2 separate regions of the Homo sapiens genome follow, and region 1 is linked to region 2. A link is an interaction called in ENCODE POLR2A ChIA-PET data of the cell type or tissue named here. Cell type or tissue: Panc1. All regions are shown on one strand. Links, peaks and the distances in the headings refer to the core of each region. The heading gives the core; the rest is flanking DNA.

Evidence for each region. ChIA-PET counts read pairs that join two places held together with the same protein. Peaks named below come from ENCODE experiments on the same cell type or tissue, not always from the same donor. Only the 100,000 strongest peaks of a DNase experiment are listed, where the experiment ranks them.
Region 1: POLR2A ChIA-PET joins it to region 2 with 17 read pairs; 2 of 35 experiments call an interaction of 5 or more read pairs at or near these places.

What each region holds. Positions count from the first base shown.
Region 1 is chr1:22,926,723-22,933,350 of GRCh38, forward strand. No RefSeq gene overlaps it. Among named protein-coding and RNA genes, the nearest start is that of LACTBL1, 43 kb to the right of the region's middle. RefSeq lists a silencer at 3,656-3,840. In Panc1, for the core only: CTCF peaks have their summits at 3,779 (motif pointing left) and 3,991; a DNase peak (open chromatin) is centred at 3,749.
Region 2 is chr1:23,156,542-23,164,589 of GRCh38, forward strand. The region is part of intron 1 of LUZP1 (leucine zipper protein 1); the gene reads right to left. It also overlaps the pseudogene RNU6-514P and the pseudogene RNU6-135P. Among named protein-coding and RNA genes, the nearest start is that of LUZP1, 8.3 kb to the right of the region's middle. In Panc1, for the core only: no CTCF peak of the experiment used is centred there; no DNase peak of the experiment used is centred there; H3K27ac peaks cover 316 bases.

The DNA of each region.
Region 1 (6,628 bases), core at 721-5,720, 230 kb before region 2:
TTCCAAATAAATCAATACCCTTGTGCTCATTCACCTTCCTACCCACGATGACACATGAACACATGTGCACAGACTCTCATGCATGGAGACATTCAGGGAGGGTTCCATGGACTAAACAGCGGGTTAAGAGCAGTCTTTGGGTTCAGGTATATGACAGTTCAAATCCTGTCTCCATCATTAATGCTGTGTGACACAGGGAAGTCACTTCACTTCTCTAAGCCTCAATGTCATCATCTAGAAAATGGAGATTAATTCATTTTTTTAATTTTTTAGACGGAGTCTCCTCTGTTGCCAAGGCTGGAGTGCAGTGGTGCAATCTCGGCTCACTACAACTTCTGCTTCTCAGGTTCAAACGATTCTCATGCCTTAACCTCCCAAGTAGCTAGGATTACAGGCACACACCACCACACCCGGCTAATCTTTGTTTTTTTGTTTTTTAGTAAAGATGGGGTTTCACCGTGTTGGCCAGGCTGGTCTTGAACTCCTGACCCCAAGTGATCTGCCTACCTCGGCCCCCCAAAGTGCTGGGATTACAAGCATGAGCCACCACACCCAGCCTAATTCATTATTTTCTGAGCAAATATTTATTGGCTGCCCATAAGCGATGGTCAGTTCACCAGGTACTGGAAATAGAGCAGTGAGCAAAACAGACAAAAACGCTTGCACACACAGAGCTCATGTCCTACTAGGGGCAGATAGGCACTTAAACAATCAAACACAATATATTAGGTGGGGAGGAGGCCACGAAAAAATTAGCAGGAAAGGCTTTGGGGAGTTCTTGAGCGGGATTGCAATTTTAAAATAGACAGAATGGACACAGAAGAGCACATAATCTAAGATCCCGTTTGTATGAAGATCAAGAAGAGTTCATCAATGGTGATAGAATTCATAAGAATAGTTACTTCTGGGAAGTGTGGAGTGGAACCTTACAGAGGGGCTGGAAATGTTCTACTTCTTGACCTAGTTGGTGGTTGCACAGGTACAGGCATACGTAAAAAAGAAAAAAAAAACAGGCACAAAGATTAGTGCACCAGACACATTTTTGTACATTATCCCTCAGTTTACAAAAACAGGATGGTCAGGGAAGGTCTCATTGAGAAGATGACATATGAACAAAGAAATGACTGAAGGGGGCCAGGTATGGTGGCTTGCACCTGTAATCCTAGCACTTTGGGCGGCCAAGGCGGGTGGATCACTTGAGGCCAAGTGTTTGAGACCAGCCTAGCCAACTTGACGAAATCCCATCTCTATTAAAAGTAGAAAAATTAGCTGGATGTGGTAGGCATGCCTGTGATCCCAGCTACTGAGGAGACTGAGGCAGGAGAATCACCTGAACCCGGGAGGTGGAGGTTGCAGTGAGCTGAGATAGCACCACTGCACTCCAGCCTGGGCAACAGAGCAAGACTCTGTCTCAAAAAAAAAAAAAAAAAAAAAGAAATGGCTGAAAGGGTGAGGGAGCAAGCGAGTGGCTCACCGGGGAAGTGCTTTCCAGACAGAGGGGACAGCAGGAGCAAAGGCCCTGAGGCCAGAGGATGCCTGGAGTGCTCAAGGATCCGCAAAGAGGCCAGGATGCCTGGAGCAGAAAGAATAAGGGGGAGAGTATGGAGAGCTGGGGTCCTCTGTGGACCATGAGGGGAACTTGCACTTTTCTCCGCATGAGATGAAAGCTTGTGGAGTGTCTGAGAGCACCAGTGCCGTGATCTGACTTTTAAAAGGATTGCTCTGATTGCCTTGCAGAATGATGGTGGGGGGATGTATCAGTCAGGATTCTCCAGAGAAACAAAACCGGTACGATATACATTAAAAGATTTATTTCAAGGAATTGACTTACCCAAATCAGCTAGCACATCCAGAATCCGTTGGGTGGACCAGCAGGCTGGAATCTCTCAGGCAGGAGCTGATGCTGCAGTACAGAGGCAGAATTTCTCCTTCCTTAGGGAAACCTCAATTTTGTTCTTAAGGCGCCTTTTGCTGATTGGATGAGGCCCACCCAAATTACTGAGGATAATCTCCTTTACTTAAAGTCCACTGACTGTAGATGTGAGCTACATCTACAAATACCTTCACAGCAACACCTGGATTAGTGTTTGAATTATTGGGTTCTACAGCTTAGCCAAGATGACACAGAAAACCAACCATCACGGGGAGCCAGGGGAGAAGCAGGGAGACAGTTAGGATATAACGGTAATAACCCTAGAGGGAGAGGAGAGTGGCTTGGAACAGGGCAGCAGGAGCAGAAGTGGTGAAAAGCGATGGGTTCCAGGCACAGTATGAAGGTCAAGCCAGCAGGATTTGCTGATGGATTGGATGTGGGTGTGAGAGAAACGGGACCAAAAAGTCCTCCAAAGTGTCTGACCTGAGCAACAGGAAACATGGAGCTGCCACTAACTAAAATGAGGCAGACTGCAGGAGGAGCCGGTTTAGGGGAAGATGGAGAATTCCATTTTAGACATAAGTTAGAGATGCCTCTTAAACATCAAGCAGGCAATTGAATATATGAGTCTGGAGGCAGAGGAGTAAATCTGGAGTCTGGGATTTAGCCAGATGAGTCTGGCAAAGCCAGAGCGGAACCAAGGAGATAAGAGTAAATGCGAGGGTGACAATAGCGGCCGGGCGCGGGCTCACGCTGTAATCCCTGCCCTTTAGGAGGCCGAGGCAGGCGGATCACCTGAGGTCAGGAGTTCAAGACCGGCCTGGCCAACACGGCGAAACCCCATCTCTACTAAAAATACAAAAATTAGCCAGGCGTGGTGGCGTGCACCTGTAATCCCAGCTACTTGGGAGGCTGAGGCAGGAGAATCGCTTGAACCTGGGAGGCGGAGGTTGCAGTGAGCCAAGATCATGCCACTACACTCCAGCCTGGGTTACAGAGTGAAACTCTGTCTCAAAAAAAAAAAAAAATGAGTGACAATAGCAATACACCTTGGGGCCAAAGGTAGGTACAGAGCGCAAGGCAGCATGACGGATGAGGACAAGGCAAAGGTGTGGGACCAGTGCATTTGTTATTGGGGTGCAGGGGGAGATTGTTGGAAAGAGGAAGCTGGAGGAAGTGACTTAGGAATATGAGAGGTAGTAGTTGGAAATCGGGGTCCTTAAAATTAAGATGATTGAGAGGCTGCTGTTGTTAAGTCAAGGGAATGACCACAGGACACAGGAGGTAGGATAGATGGCAAGCAAGGAGCTCAAGGAACCCAGGGGCAGGGTGTCAGCAGCATCATCCTAGATGGTTATTAAAAGCACCAAGAATTCAGACCCAGCCAGGCGTGGTGACTCACACCTGTAATCTCAGCACTTTGGGAGACCGAGGGGGGCAGATCATTTGAGCCCAGGAGTTCAAGACCAGCCTGGGCAACATGGCAAAACCTCATCTCTACCAAAAAAACAAACAAAAAAAAAAAACACCAAGACAAAAAATTAGCCAGGTGTGGTGGTGTGCACCTGTAGTCCCAGCTACTCGGGAGGCTCAGGTAGGAGGAGGAGGCAGGAAGGGCAGGGGGGTGGAAAGTCTCCCTGATGGCCTGAGAGTCAAGCTGGGAGTGCTAACCCTCCACCTTGCAAGGCCTTCGTGAGGGCTAAATAGGCCCACACTATGTAGGGAGGGCTAAATAGGGCTAATGGGTGGCCACAGTGCCCAGCAGACAGCCTGGCACATAGTAAAGGCTCTGTAAGCGCTACTCCCTGTGACCCCCTAGAAGCAGCCCTGCACTGACAGTGGGGGATGGGAGGCGGGGCAGGGATGGAGGCTGAGTTTGGCCTTTTTTCCATGGAGCCGTTCTGCCCCCTGGGGGATGGGGCAGGCAATGGCCGGAGCTGAGCCCCAGAGAGAAGTATTTTATAATATCCTGGGGTAGGTGGGGAGCGGTGGGTATTTGACTCCCTGCCCCCGCCCCTACCCTGACTGGGAGCCAGGCCAATGTGTGAGGAGCTAGAGATACAGTGATGGGGCAGGAAGCAGAGAAGGTCGAATCAAAGATTATTCCCCTATCAGCTGCCCTGGGTACCCCTTTCAAAGGCCCCACTTCTGACTTATTAATTAATAATACTGGTTGGGCCCGGTGGCTTACACCTGTAATCCCAGCACTTCGGGAGGCCAAGGCAGGAGCATCACTTGAGGCCAGGAGTTCAAGACCGGCCTGGGCAATGTGGTGAAACCCTGTCTCTACAGAAATTTTTAAAAATGAGAAATAATAGTAATAATAATGTATGCCAGCTCCAGGCTACTGGCCTCAGAATTTCTCTACATGAAGAACTCGGGAGCAGCCAGTCACTGGGGTGAAGAACTAGGAGACTGGTCTTGCAGTTGGAGTTACCTAGCCAGGGTGCTGTTTGTCTTCAGATGGCGAGTTTGTTGGAGGCAGTCTGGGGAGGGTCAGCCAATGGACCCCGCCAACCATGACACCTCCATCATATTTCATCACTGAATGTTATGACCACCTAGATGGTTACTACCAGGGTGGACTATTTCAGGTTTAATAACCAACTTCCGACTGTAGTTACTGGATGCTGGTTGACATTCCTGTTTAAGTTAAGAAGGTAAGATAAAAAGTGAGGCCGGGTGTGGTGGCTCACGCCTGTAATCCCAGCACTTTGGGAGGCCAAGGCAGACAGATCACGAGATCAAGAGATCGAGACCATCCTGGCCAACATGGTGAAACCCTGTCTCTACTGAAAATACAAAAATTAGCCGGGCATGATGGCGCGCGCCTGTAGTCCCAGCTACTCGAGAGGCTGAGGCAGAAGAATTGCTTGAACCCAGGAAGCGGAGGTTGCAGTGAGCTGAGATCGTGTCACTGCACTATAGCCTGGCAACAGAGCAAGACTCTGTCTCAAAAAAAAAAAAAAAAAAACATAAAAAGTGAAATAGGCCAGGTGCAATGGCTCATGCCTGTAGTCTCAATATTTCGGGAGGCCAAAGCAGGAGGATAGCTTGAGCCCAGGAGTTTGAGACCAGCCTGGGAAACATAGTGGGACCCTATCTCTACCAAAAAAAAAAAAAAAAAAAAAAAAAACATTTTTTTTAATTAACTGGGCATGGTGACATGTGCCTGTAATCCCAGCTACTCAGGAGACTGAGGTGGGAGGATCATGTGAGCCCAGGTCAAGGCTGCAAGGAGCCATGATCGTGCCACTGCACTCCAGCCTGGGCGACAGGCTAAGACCCTGTCTCAAAAAAAAAGTGAAACAATAAAGATTATGTTGGAACTTCATTCATTCCTCAGTGACATAAGTGATTTCTATTACAGAATTTAATTTTTATTTACTTATTTATTTATTTTGAGACAGAGTCTCACCTGTAGCCCAGGCTGGAGTACAGTGGTGCAATCTCGCTCACTGCTACCTCCGCCTCCCGGGGCCCCGTTCAAGCAATTCTCCTGCCTCAGCCTCCCTAGTAGCTGGGATTACAGGCACGTGTCACCTTCCCAGCTAATTTTTGTATTTTTAGTAGAGACGGGGTTTCACCATGTTGGCCAGGCTGGTCTTGAACTCCTGACCTCGTGATCCACCCCCCTCGGCCTCCCAAAGTGCTGGGATTACAGGCATGAGCCACCGCACCCGGCCTAGAATTTAATTTTTAAAGATGACATTAACAACTGGCTCCCAAAATTCCTGGAAATGTACCAGTTGGCTCTCAATATCCAGTGTGAACTATCTCTCATGCAACACCGGGCTGTTCTCCCATTTCACAATGGTGGAAACTGAGGCTCACAGAGATGGGGTATCTCAAGCGCTGAAGGTCAAGCTGAATGTGGCCTGGTTGGGGCAACACCCAGGTACATTTTGCTCTTACGCTGAGTTCTTTCAACTGTTTCCTAGATTTTCAAACTCCCTTCTCAGAAAATTCCAGCATCTTCTCTCCCCATGTCTTCTCTGCATCCCTAGAGCTCTTCAGTGCGATACACAGAATTTCTTCTTCCTCCTCCTCCCTCTTAGAAACCAAATTTCTGGCAAACGCAGCCTGAGGCTGAATCCTTCTTCGCAGCTTTACAGGGTCACTAACTCTGGAGTGAGCCTCAGGGGCCATGAAGGAGCCCCTGGGCCCAAGGGAGAATGACAGGTGCCCAGCCCAGCCAGCACACACTCAGGTGACCCAATAAACCCATCTTCAGTTCACACTCCTAAATCCCACAAGGATTGGTACAGAGAGTTATAGAGACCTAGAGACCTGTGTTGGGATCCCACTGATAAACTTGTGACCTTGGCAAGTCAGCTCACTTCTCTGAGCAAAATGGGGTTTCTAATCCCCACCCTCGGGATTGCTATGACAATTATCTAACAGCTGCCTTCCTTCTTTCCCCAGTGTCCTTAAATGGTGTGATTCACTGGGTGCCAGGGGCCCCTCACTTATCCCCAATGTCTGGAATTGCACCATTAAAGGGTCATATCTTGGGTTTTTAGCACTGCCTTCTTTCATCTGTTCTTTTTCAATCCTACCACTCCTGGAGAAATAGCTGATAAATCCTGCGCACCCTTAGGAGTGAGTTGATCCAGGCTTCCTCCCTGCCCGAGGCCCTGGGGTCTTCCCCTTCACCATCTCTCTTCCTCCCCCAGGTGGGAAGGGGCTGAAGCCTGACCTCCCAGCTGGAGGCCACAGCCAGAGTCCTTGGCTTGGGTCTTCCCTCCACGGAGT
Region 2 (8,048 bases), core at 1,553-6,552:
TTATAAATAAAATCACAGTGACATTAATACAACCTAATGTTTTCATTAAGAGAATTCCAATTTAATTGTAATATGGGTCATATTCATACCATGATTTGTTTTATAGAGGTTTCAGCACTGAAAACAAGTGCTGTTATTCAATGGCGCCATCTTGGGAGGTAAGACCTTCCAAGGATTGGGATGACTGGGCGCATCTTCCAATCATGTGGCCAAGACTCAAAACTTTTTTGACGTGCCATTTATAGGATTCTCAAAGACAAACCTCACACACACACAAAATGCTAGTCTCCACCTTTTAGAATAACATTTCATTTGTGGCCAAAAACAATGCTGACCACTCACTTCCTTCACCAGACTTTCCTATCTCCAAAAGTTAAATATAAGCACCTGCACAATGATGACTTACCAGAATTAAGAACACGTAATATGCTCTAAAGACAAATTCAAAAGAAATATACCAAATATTTCAGAATTTGGAAATGTCACTAAAATAAATACATAACTTTCCAAGGCAGGGAGCAGTGGCTCACGCCTGTAATCCCAACATTTTGGAAGGCCAAGGTATGAGGATCACTGAGCCCAGGAGTTGCAGACCAGCCTGGCAACATGCCAAAATCCCATTTCTAACAAAAGATACAAGAATTAGTAGATGTGGTAGTGCGTGCCTATAGTCCTAGCTACTAGGGAGGCTAAAGTGAGAGGACTGCTAGGGCCCGGGAGTTCAAGGCTGCAGTGAGCTGTGATCATGCCACTGGAGTCCAGCCTGGGTAACAGAGTGAGACCCTGTCTCAATAAAAAAAAAATAACTTCCCATTTGGAGAGTTCTGATGTTTGTTTTTAAAAAGCCGTCCTAGGCCAGGCACAGTGGTGCCTACCTATAATCCCAGCACCTTGGAAGGCTGAGGCAGGAGGATCGTTTGAGGCCAGGAATTCAAGATCAGCCTGGGTAACATATCAAGACCTGTCTCGCCAGGCACGGTGGCTCATGCCTATAATACCAGCACTTTGGGAAGCCAAGGCAGGCAGATCACCTGAGGTCAGGAGTTCAAGACCAGCCTGGACAACACAGTGAAACCTCATCTCTACTAAAAATACAAAAATTAGCCCAGCGTGGTGGTGGGTGCCTGTAATCCCAGATACTCAGGAGGCTGAGGCAGAAGAATAGCTTGAACCCAGGAGGCGGAGGTTGCAGTGAGCCAAGATCGCGCCACTGCACTCCAGCATGAGCCATAGAGGGAGACTCCATCTCAAAACAAAACAAAACAAAACAAAACAAAAATAATACATAAATCTTGCCCCTACCAAAAAAAAAAAAATTTAATTAGCCAGGCATGGTGGCATGCACTAGTAGCCCTAGCTACTCAGGAGGCTGAGGCAGGAGGATCGCTTGAGCCCAGGAGTTCAAAGTTGTAGTGAGCTATTATTGAGCCACCGCACTCCAGCCTGGGCAACAGAATGAGAACCTGTCTCTTTAAAAAAAAAGGCAGTCATAATACCTTACAGTTGCCCCAGAGATGACTATGAAACTACATAGTAACAAAATTGGAAATGTGAAATATCATACCAGATCTGTGTAAAAGCAGTCAAATGATACTGAAAAGTAATGAAAAACAACTGAAATTGTCTAATTTAAACATTTAAACTCATACTTCCATTATATTTGCTTCCAGAGTGCCCCTGAAGGCACAGTATTTAATATGGTTATTTATATCCACTCATCTTTTTATACTCGGTTCACCTTGGTTTGAATAAACTGCGATTTTCCAAAATAAAGACTTTCCATATTGTTTGTTGTTCTGTGAAATTTTTCTTGTAAAAGATGGGTTAGGCTAGGCGCAGTGGCTCACGCCTGTAATCCCAGCACTTTGGAAGGCCAAGGCAGGCAGATCACGCGGTCAGGAGTTCGAGACCAGCCTGGCCAACATGGCAAAACCCTGCCTACTAAAAATACAAAAATTAGCCAGGCATGGTGGCAGGCGCCTGTAATCCCAGCCACTTGAGAGGCTGAGGCAGGAGAATCACTTGAACCTGGGAGATGGAGGTTGCAGTGAGCCGAGATCGTGCCATTGCACCCTGACCTGAGTGGCAAGAGCAAGACTCTGTCTCAAAAAAAAAAAAAAAAAAAAAAAAAAAAAAGGGTTGGGTCCAGGCATGGTGGCTCATGCGTTTAATCCCAGCACTTTGGGAGGCGGAGGTGGGCAGATTACCTGAGGCCAGGAGTTCAAGACTAGCCTGGCCAACATGGTGAAACACCGTCTCTACTAAAAATACAAAAATTCACCAGCTGTGGTGGCAGGTGCCTGTAATCCCAGCTATTCAGGGGGCTGAGGCAGGAGAAGCCCTTGAACCCGGGAGACAGAGGTTGCAGTGAGCTGACAGAGCAAGACTCCATCTCAAAAAAAAAAAAAAAAAGAGATGGGTTGGGGGTAAGAGAAGAAGTAATCTCAGTTTAGCTTATCACATTCTGTTCTAATCATTTTGACTACAGTTTACCAGAGACTTCAAAATTTGATTACTGGCCAGGCACGGTGGCTCAGGTCTGTAACCCCAGCACTTTGGGAGGCTGAGGAGGGCGGATCACGAGGTCAGGAGATTGAGACCATCCTGGCTAACATGGTGAAACCCCATCTCTACTAAAAATACAAAAAAATTAGCCAGGCGTGGTGGCGGGCACCTGTAGTCCCAGCTACTCGGGAGGCTGAGGCAGGAGAATGGCGTGAACCCGGGAGGCAGAGCTTGCAGTGAGCCGAGATCACACCACTGCACTCCAGCCTGGGCTACAGAGCGAGACTCTGTCTCAAAAAAAAAAATTTGATTACTGCTCCCCTCCCAAAGATAAAAATCTAGCATAGAATTAATTCATGCCAAAGATGTCACTAACTGGCATTCTTTTAAAAAACCTCAGTATCTGACCCTCAACAGCTTGTGACACTGGATATCTAGCTTCTGTGTGTACCAGTTCCTCATCTGTAAAATGGGGTTAAAATAATAAACTATATACTTACTTCATGGGTGTGGTGAAGAATACATGAGATTATGAGCTTGAAACATGATAGGTACTCAATAAATATTTGTTGAGTGAATGAGTAAATAAACTAATGTATGAAAAATGCTTAGGATAGTGCCTGTCACATAGCCAATGGCTAATAATATCAGTATCACGCCAGACGCGGTGGCTCATGCCTGTAATCCCAACACTTTGGGAAGCCAAGGCAGGCGGATTACTTGAGGTCAGGAGTTCGAGACCAGCCTGGCCAACATGGTGAAACCCCTGTCTCTACTAAAAATACAAAAATGAGCTGGGCATGGTGGCATGCGCCTGTAGTTCCAGCTACTCGGGAGGCTGAGACAGAAGAATCGCTTGAACCCAAGAGGTGGAGGTTGCAGTGAGCCAAGATCACGCCACTGCACTCCAGCATGGGCAACAAGGGTAAAATTCCGTCTCAAAAAACAAAAACAAAAACAAACCAATTACTACATTACCCTGTAATATTCTGATGTAGTTTCATCAGAAAAGCCAAAATAATCACTGATTTAAAATACACAGTAGGTACCTCCTAAAAACTAATTTAAATTTACCACTTAATTTGAAATATGTACTGAGTTAAATCAACTAAGTTGCTACTAATTTAAATTTGCATTTAAATTGGCTTATAGAACATTCTTCTGCCTTTAACACAAGAGGAAGAGTAACTACTGAGAGAGCTTACCCATCAGACAAAGCAGCTTTAAGCAGATTTAATTGGCTCAAGATTTGCTTTGTTGACATCAAAATAAAATGTTAGTCAACAGAAAATTCAAATAAAGTACTACCTAGTGTCTTGTTTCTGTTAGTAATTCCAATCTGAGAACATTAAACAAGCACTGATAAAGCATTTTTTCTAAGAAGGAACTCTGCATAGTTAATTCTACACCAGTGACAAGTTCCAAAGGAGAATCTGCTTTGTGGCATTAGGACTGGACTCCTGTACTTTCACACCCTAATAGTCTCTATATCGCCGGAAGCAGTTGGTGCACTCCCGGCCTTTAGATTAGAGAAAATACTAAGCAGGATTCTAATAAAAAGAATCCAAGTTAATAAGCTTAAGAAATTAAAATTGCTACCTATACATAAATATCATTGGTCATCAAAAACTCTACTAAAGACCTACTATGTGCCAGTGAAAATAACTGAGGAGGGCATTAGCTAAAACAGCTTCTGATCGAGAAGCTTCCAGTCAAATTAGCTAATTAAGATATTAATAGAAGCTGGTCAAGTTAACCAAAAATATGAGGGGTACTGGCATAACAAGCTACAAGATTTCTGAGAAAATAAGAAGCTTTTGATACAACTAGGTAAAATAAGATATGTGATAGTGTGATTTTCCATGAACACAAGGTGGTACTGGCAATAAATGCTATAAAATTTTAGAGAAGAAAGATTAACTGTTGCAAAACCATGATAGACTTCAAAGAGGGAGAACTGAGCTCAGTCTTGAGGGGTGGAAAAGATTTAAATAGTTAAACAGCATAAGAGGAAAGGACAAAAGATAATGGGACCAAAGGTGCTGAATTGGGAATATGGCCATTAAATATTTATTAAATACCTACTCTATGTCAGTCACTGTGTTAGGCACTAGAGATACACTGGAGAACAAAACAGATGAGTTCTCTGCTTTCATGGAATCTAGCAGGGAAGACATAATAATCATGCACGCAGATATATAATCATAAATTGCAATAGGTGCTATGAAAGGAGGCAACAGAAGCCAGTAATAGGGAATAATGGGAAAGGACTAGCAAGACACGATGATGAGAAAAAGTATCCCTGATATTTATACATAAGCTCAGGCATGAAGGCAGCCATGCAAAGAGCAGGGAAAAGAAGTGTTCGAGGAAGACAGAGCCATGCATACAAAGGCCCTGAGGTAGGAAACAGCTCACTGAGTTTAAAAATAAATAAGGCCAGTGGCTCATGCCTGTAATCTCAGCTACTCTGGAGGCCAAAGGACAGCTTGAGGCCAGGAGTTTGAGACCAGCCTGAGCAATATTGTAAGACCCCATCTCTAAAAATTAAATAAAATAAGAATAAAAATAAGAAGTTAGCGTAACAGAGGCATAATGGGCAATGAGATTGGCATAAAATGCCAATTGCCTACCCGAAAAGTAGCCAGGAGACGGGCTATACAGGGCATTATAGGTCAAAATAAAGAACTGAAATGGCCAGGCACAGTGGCTCACGCCTGTAATCCCAGCACCTTGGGAGGCTGAGGTGAGTGGATCAAGAGGTCAGGAGTTCATGGCCAGCCTGGCCAACATAACATGGTGAAACTCCGTCTCTACTAAAAACACGAAAATTAGCCAGGCGTGGTGGTAGGCACCTTTAATCCCAGCTACTTGGGAGGCTGAGGCGGAGAACGGCTTGAACCCAGGAGGTGGAGGTTGCAGTGAGCTGAGATCGCGCCACTGCACTCCAGCCTGGGCGACAGAACGAGACTGTCTCAAAAAAAAAAAAAAAAAAAAAAAAAAGCTGAAATTTGAATTTTATTCCAAATCTAAAAACCACTAAAAATTTTTGCACGGTCACATTAGTGTTAAATAAAAGGAGCCAGACCACAAACAATATATACTATATGATTCAATTTTTACAAAAGTACAAAAAAAGAGCAAAATAATCTATGCTGTCAGAAGTCAGGATGGTGATTACCCTGGGTGGTAGAGGGGAGACAGGAACTGAAAGGGAACTGGATAGGGGCTTCTAGGTACTGGTAACGCTGTTTCTTGATCTAGATCTAGGTGCTGCTTACATGGGTATATTCAGTTTGTGGGAAAAAAACATCAAATTCCACTTTTACATGCATTTTTCTGTATATGTATTATATACTTCAATCATAAAGTTTTTAATAACGTAATATACTTTTATTTTTTTTTTTTTTGAGACGGAGTCTCGCTCTGTTGCCCAGGCTGGAGTGCAGTGGCGTGATCTCGGCTCACTGCAAGCTCTGCCTCCTGGGTTCTCGCCATTCTCCTGCCTCAGCCTCCCGAGTAGCTGGGACTACAGGTGCCTGCCACCATGCCTGGCTAATTTTTTGTATTTTTAGTAGCCACGGGGTTTCACCATGTTAGCCCAGCCCATAATACATTTTTAAAATACTATTTTGTCCAGATAAAAACAGGAATAGAGTGCTCACTTCCACAACACAAATACTAAAATTGGAATGGTACAGGGAAGATTAGTATGTGCCCTGCACAAGGATGACATGCTAATTCATAAAGCAGTCCATATTTTTAAATTTTTTTGTAAAAATAAAGAAACAAACGGTATAAAGGGGCACATGCAAATACGGCAGGTCTTGAATGAAAGATTACCCGGGTAGAAGCTTTCAGAGGAGTAATTCAAACAGCCAGTGATACAAAGTACCATGTTAATAAAGAATAAGGCTGGGTGCGGTGGCTCACACCTGTAATCCCAGCACTTTTGGAGGCCGAGGCAGGCGGATCACGAGGTCAGCAGCTCGAGACCAGCCTGGCCAACATGGTAAAACCCTGTCTCTACTAAAAATACAAAAATTAGCTGGGTGTAGTGGCAGGCACCTGTACTCCCAGCTACTTGGGAGGCTGAGGGAGAAGAATCGTTTGAACCCGGGAGGTGGAAGTTGCAATGAGCCGAGATCACACCACTTCACTCCAGCCTGGGTGACAGGGTGAGACTCTCTCAAAAAAAAAAAAAAAAAAAAAGCATGTTGGGGCCAGGTGCCACTCATGCTTGTAATCCCAACACTCTGGGAGGCCAAGGTGGGAGAATCGCTTGAGCCCAGGAGTTCAAGACCAGCCTGGGCAACAAAGCAAAACCCTATCTCTACAAAAAAAAAAAAAATGTTTCTTAATTAGCTGGGCATGGTGGTGCACACTTGTAGTCCCAGCTAATCGGAGGCTGAGGAAGGAGAACTGCCTAAGCCCAGGAGTTCAAGGCTGCTGTGAGCTATGACTGCCACTATACTCCAGATCGAGAGAAAGAGTGAGATCCCGTCTCTTAAAAAAAAAAAAAAAAAAAATGCTGAGTCTGGGAAGGAAGTTGTGCAATACTAAAGGATTAACTATCAATTCCTTAGAACATAAGGAGGAATCTCCAGAAATTAAGAAAGTCATAGATGACAACAGCAATGCCTAAAAAGGTTAGCAATGCTTGTCATGTTGTGGCTCATATTTTAATATGGTATTTTCAAGCTCTTCCCTTGACCCTCCACTCCCATACAACTGAGAGTGTAATGACATAGACCCCAAACCTGAGCATCAATCATACCTGAGCTCGAATCAATGGTCTGCCCCTCACTTGCTCTGGCAGTTAACTGCTCTGAGCTCAGTTCCCTCATTTATAAAATAAGGATAATGACTACCTCATAGAGTTATTATTTTTTCAAAGGTGAACAGAGTAGTCACTTCTGCAGCACAAATACTAAAACTGGAATAATACAGAGAAGATTAGCATGTCCCCCGCTCAAGGAGGGAACACTATTATAGTCACCCCTTTGAGTAGATCTAAAGGGTTATTTTAATTATTATTTCCTAATGGTATACGGAGGACCAATGGTGGATTTAACAAGAATTCCTTTGCTTCGGGCAGAGCAAAAAAAAAAAGTTTCCATTCTCAGACAAATCCATGGGTGAGAGAAGGGCTTATAAAATAGTCACCGGCTGGGCGCGGTGGCTCACGCCTCTAATCCCAGCACTTTGGGAGGCCGAAGCGGGCGGATCACGAGGTCAGGAGATCGAGACCATCCTGGCTAACGCGGTGAAATGCCATCTCTACTAAAAATACAAAAAATTAGCCGGGCATGGTGGCGGGTGCCTGTAGTCCCAGCTACTCGGGAGGCTGAGGCAGAATGGCGTGAACCCGGGAGGCGGAGCTTGCAGTGAGCCAAGATCACACCACTGCACTTCAGCCTGGGTGACACAGTGAGACACCGTCTCAAAAAAAAAAAACACAGTCACCATACAGAAACAGAATGAATAAAGATAAAATCAAAAAATAAAGAGAAGGTAGAAATGGGGCTTCTTCTAGAAGCTCA